2 separate regions of the Homo sapiens genome follow, and region 2 is linked to region 1. The links are chromatin loops, found by intact Hi-C in ENCODE. Cell type or tissue: CD4-positive, alpha-beta T cell. All regions are shown on one strand. Each heading gives the region's core, and the rest is flanking DNA. Links, peaks and the distances in the headings are about the cores only. Region 1 overlaps LOC101927389 (a long non-coding RNA gene). Region 2 has its middle 67 kb from the start of SMIM36.

Region 1 (2,820 bases), core at 156-2,655:
CCTCATAAACAGGGTCTTTTACTTGTGTCCTCAAGTGGTGGAAGGGTGACAAACTCCCCCAGGCCTCTTTTATAACTGCATTAATGGCTTTCATGAGGCAGAGTCTTCATGACTTACTCACTTCCCAAAGGCCCTACTCCTTAATACTATCACATTGGGGCTCAGGATTTCAACATGTAAATTTTGGTGGGACACAAAACATTTAGACCATAGCAGTGTCTGAAGAACTGAATTAAAATTCTAGCTTTAAGTGACCTTGAATAGTCATTTTTTAGCCTGAATGAACCCCAGTTTACTTATTTTGTATCGTGGGGATTAGGCTGAGTGTTATACTTGATGGCAGTTATAAAGACATTTGTACCTTGCAAATTTGTATGCCTGAGGAAAGAGATGTTTTTATTTTATTTTCAAAGGTGAGGTAATAGGTTGAATCTCTGTCCAATGTAGAGTTAGAGTTTCTGTTTACCAAAATTAATATTGCAGATTTTATCTAGTTAGGGCATAAATGAACAGAGAGTTCCTAAATTGAGAATACCATATTTTCTTCCAGAAAATCCAGTGACATCCAGTTAATAAACTCTTTTCATAAACACATGCCTCCCTGGAACTGATGATAGATGGGGTGAACTTGCTATATTTTTCATATTTAAGATGAAAGGCAACTTTATGAGTCCCCGACTAAAGCCTAAGAGAATCAACTCCAAAGAAACATAGCTCTCACAGTCTTCTTCCCACACATTCCTCTTCTTCTAAAATTGGTTTGTCTTTTGTTGTTGTTGTTTTTATTTTGAAGGATTACTCCCTCAGGAAGAAAATAAATTCAATCTTTACCAAGATTTTAATAGAGGAAATATCAACCACCCCAGGTCAAATGCAATGGGAAAGCAAGTTTGACCTTGTTCGTGAGACAAGCATATGTCTTCATTCATTTCATCATTCTCCTTGATAAAGTTGCAGTCTCATTGAAAAGCTTTTACATTGACAGGGCCAAATACCTACTGAATTTCTCTCACATGAAGATGGGGAGGCCGCTTCTGGCTTTGGCTGGGATTCTAGGAGTCAGATTTAGGATGGTGAGAGATAGAAAATCTGGCAAGAGCTTTCACGGCTCCCTGCCATTTTAATCTGCAAACCTGAACTTGCTTTTGTGCCTAACCATATTTAGATTGGTGTCTAGATTTCATATGATCTGTTTGTTTCTGACTTGCCTCCCTTCTCAGATGGTGCATCTGATATCTTCCTTGTAGGGTTTTTATTCCACAACTGTCGACAAGGGATGCCATGTCTCTTTCTTGGCCCATGTTTGAGAATGTCCTCAAATCCATTTATCTGAACCTAAAAGCTTGACCCCTTTACATTTAGAGTGAGAACTAAAGCATTTGGTACAAAGTATACACTAAGGAGTGGATCTTTTCTCCCACTTCCTCTCCTTCAGTTACAGCACAAGATCACAGCTCTGTCCACGATCATGTCTAACTTTCATTTTCATCCCTTTCCAGGATTTAGGTTCAGCCTTTAGTCTGCTGAGACATGAGACTTTAGAGTCTGTCTTCGTAGGTTAAAAATCTTGGATTGGAACCCAGATGTGTGGGCAGCCAGCTCAGGGGTGTGAAGCTTACACAATAAATTGGACATAACAGAGTTCCCGTGCAACCATTTGCACCAGTTACCTTTCCTTTGCAGCCTTGCTATTGTTTGCAGACAGAATGGCTAAAGGTTATTTCTGATCCCTTGAGGGACCTTATCAGGATTTATATCAGTAATTAAAAGCATGCTGCCTTAGGCAGCTGAATGCATCCAACAGTACACTTTCAGGCAGGAAACAGTGAGTTACTCCCATTCACTCCCTACCAACTATAGCACTTATTTGAACACTTTATCTTGGTCCAGCTGCCAGAAAACTTTCATTCTCTTCCCTTACATGCAGGGAGCCGCCTTTCCTTGGATATCTGAACCTGGAAACATTTAACATTCTCCCAGGAAATAACCCCATTCAAAGCTATTGTTTTTAAGTGCTAGAGTGATTGACTTGAAAGTAACTTGCGTAAATCAGTGGTGTTGATTACTAAACACAATGGTAATTACTAGGGAGGATAATGAAAACACAGTATAGTTGTATAAATAATATGTGACAATTGAAAGTAGAACCTATAATGGGCTTTTAATATCATTTACTGCAGTTAAAGGAACGGAGTTGGGAGGTACGTGGCTTGCGTGCTTATGCTATTTTCCCTGTTTCCTCATGTGGCAAAAATTGTTAAGTAATCACAGTATTTTCGTATCTGTACCTGAAAGCTTCACAGCTCTGTCCACTGGTTGAATCCTTCTCAACCAGTTCTTCGGGTAGCCATTATCAGCCAATTAGTTTTCTCTAAAAAAGTAAAATAAGGTTTTCTATCCTAACAATGGAGTATATATGTTCACATTGGACAGTGAGTTATTTAAGGGTGATGACAGGTTTTATTCACCTCTGTGTTCCTAGCACGCAGACTCAGTACTTGACACATAATAAATACTCGGTAAATAGTTATTAAACAGAACACCTGATAATGCTCAATTGCTGATTAAGCACTCCCTATTGAGTCAAGAAGAGTTCCCCACCCAGTGTGTTTATATGTAGAATGAGCTAGGGATATGTAGATACACTGCCTTCCTTAGTTGTTAAGAAGCTTTTCTGAAAGTGGACAGAGCCCCCGAGGCAGAGGCTTCCTCCTGTAAGCAGCCTTATCTAACCACTTTAGTGTGCTCCTACATGTGTCATCATTTTCTTTGTTTAGCCTGATGTGAAAGTTGGACTAGGTTGGATGATCCTCTCTGGAT
Region 2 (2,820 bases), core at 108-2,607, 57 kb before region 1:
CAGTGCCTACAACAGTGCCTAACACATAGCAGGTGCTAGAAAATAATTTTTGAATACATGAACAAGCAAAGAGGGAAAGGACAATCACTCAGACAAAAGGAGACAAAAGGAGCATAAAGGACTGAAAAAAAATATTCAGCGTAGTGAGAAGCTGGGAGCACAGAGAGTAGGAGGGAGCAGGGTGAAAAGGACAGCGGAGAGCAGAAGCCTCCAGCCCACGCAGCACTCGGAGGGATTTTAAGGAGTTTCATCTTCATCCAAATACTAATGAGAAGGCAGACACAGGGCTGAGAAAAGGATAATATGCTAGTGATCTTGAACTCAAACTGAAAGAGACTTAATAGGAAAAATAAGGCCACTGCTGTAGTGATGGGCCCCCGGGTAGTCAGAGCAGAAATGCACTGACCCACATCAGTTCATTTCTCTCCCCATGGCACACACAGTCATCATCACTTCCAGCCTCGCCACCATGAAGTGAACAACAGCCCGTGGAATGAACTTTCACTTCTTCAAGAGCATAATGCTGCTTTCCAACCCAGGCCCGCCCTGCATGCGGTTTCCTCTACATACAAAGCTCCTCCAACTTCCACATGCCTAGTTAACTCCTTTTTTCCCCTTCATTTCTCTGCTGAAACCTCATTTCCTCAGGAAAAGCCTTCTTGGACCCTCTCCCCGCACCATACTGTGTCAGGGCCCACTGTTATAGTTCCCTGAACTGTAACTCCAAGAAATTACCATTCTTTCTTTCACAGCAGGAATCAGTATCACATGCGGTTGAAAATGAAAGCTGTTAGACTGCGTAGCATCCCACATTTTCTACGTGGTAGCTGTGTAAACATAGGCAAATTATATAATCTCCTTGAAGACTTCAGTTTCATTATCTGTAAAATAGGAATAATAATAGTCCCTACTTCAAAAATTTTTTTTTTTTTTTTGAGACGGAGTTTCGCCTTTGTTGCCCAGGCAGGAGCGCAGTGGCGCGATCTTGACCCACAGCAACCTCCGCCTCCGGGTTCAAGAGATTCTCCTCCTCTCAGGGGAGGCCTTCCCATGCCCCGACAGTGCAGAGATGCCCGACTGTGCAGTCTGGGTTTGGTGGCTGCAGCTGTGCCCGAGGGGGTGGGGCTCCTTCCTGCTCTGTGGAGTGGGAGGCCCGAGTCTGCAGCCATGACTTGGGCTGTTGTGGCTGCACCTGGGGAATTCCCTCCCCATCAGCTCGGAAGTGTTGTGATTCCCACTTGTTGCCAGCTCCACGGAGTGTGCAGCCCTGGCTGAGCTTCGCTGTTGCAGCCAGCGTAATGGCAGCGGCTGCCCCAGATGGGCTGCAGGCGCCATCATTAGCACAGCCCTCTATGAAAAGCATTATGGCTATTTCTCAAAGAACTAAAAGTAAATCTACCATTCAATCCAGCAGTCCTACTACTGGGTATCTACCCAAAGGAAAAGAAGTAGTGATATTGAAAAGACACCTGCATGTATATGTTTATGGCAGCACAATTCACAATTGCAAAGATAATGGACCATCAATTGATAAGTGGATAATGAAAATGTGTTATATATACACCATGGAATACTACTCAGCCATAAAAAATAAACAAAATGATGTCTTTTGCAGCAACTTGGATGGAGTTAGAGGCTATCATTCTAAGTGAAGTAACTCAGAAATGGAAAACCAAATATATATTCTGACTTCTAAGTGGGAGCTAAGCTATGGGTACACAAAAGCATACAGAGAGGTATAATGGACACTGGATACTCAGAAGTGGGGCGAGTGAGCAGGGGTGAGGGATGAAAAATCACATATTGGGTACAATGTACACTCCTTGGTGACCAGTGCACTAAAATCTGACTTCACCACTATACAATTCATCCATATGACCAAAAACCACTTGTACCCCAAAAGCTGTTGAAATAACAAGATTATATGTATATGCGATTATATATATATAATTATATATATGTGTGTGTGTTCCTGGTTTATTTTATATATATAATTTATATATATACATATATATGTGTGTGTGTGTATATATGTGTATATATATAAAACCAGGAGAAATTCTAACTGGGCTAAATATATAAATATATATTTATAATTTCTTGTTTGTTTGTTTGAGACAGAGTCTCACTCTATCACCCAGGCTGGAGCGCAGTGGCGCCATCTTGGCTCACCGTAACCTCTGCCTCCTGGGTTCAAGCGATTCTCATGCCTCAGCCTCTTAACGTAGCTGGGTTTACAGGCATGTGCCATCCTACCCTGCTAATTTTTGTAATTTTAGTAGAGATGGGGCTTTGCCATGTTGACCAGGCTGGTATCAAACTCCTGACCTCAAGCAATTGGTCTGCCTTGACCTCCCAAAGTGTTGGGATTATAGGCGTAAGCCACTGCACCCAACCTATAATTGTTTTTAATAATTATTATAGGCATTACAGCCCAAAAAACTGAATGACATTTCTTCACATGAATCTATTACTCTTACTTATACTGAGAAGTGGATATCATAGCATCCACTCACAACTTAACAGACTACTGACAGACACAGCACAAGGAGTTTTGCATTTAAGGTATCTATGTGATGTTCTTCTACGTGATGTTTCAGTTTTCAATTCCTTTCTCTGTACAACTGTAAACCTTCAATTAAAAAGTGCTCTGTGGGGTCATTTGGCCTTCACTTAGTGCTAATGCAATTAGCGTCACAAAAGCAAGGGCCCTGAAATTGTATGGAAAAACTCTGTTATCCAGTGGTCATCTAGAACAGGCAGAATGTTTTTAGATTAAGTTCAGTGATGTATTATCATTGAAGTGAAAACAGAATTTAA

Evidence for each region. Peaks named below come from ENCODE experiments on the same cell type or tissue, not always from the same donor. Only the 100,000 strongest peaks of a DNase experiment are listed, where the experiment ranks them.
Region 2: a loop joins it to region 1, with 4 times the contacts of the local background. A loop is called at or near these places in 8 of 110 quality-filtered maps.

Annotation. Positions count from the first base shown.
Region 1 is chr17:55,633,860-55,636,679 of GRCh38, forward strand. The region is part of intron 2 of LOC101927389 (a long non-coding RNA gene); the gene reads left to right. Among named protein-coding and RNA genes, the nearest start is that of TMEM100, 88 kb to the right of the region's middle. In CD4-positive, alpha-beta T cell, for the core only: no CTCF peak of the experiment used is centred there; no DNase peak of the experiment used is centred there.
Region 2 is chr17:55,576,716-55,579,535 of GRCh38, forward strand. No RefSeq gene overlaps it. Among named protein-coding and RNA genes, the nearest start is that of SMIM36, 67 kb to the left of the region's middle. RefSeq lists enhancers at 1-498, 178-247. In CD4-positive, alpha-beta T cell, for the core only: no CTCF peak of the experiment used is centred there; DNase peaks (open chromatin) are centred at 506 and 1,166; H3K4me3 peaks cover 1,296 bases; H3K27ac peaks cover 1,150 bases.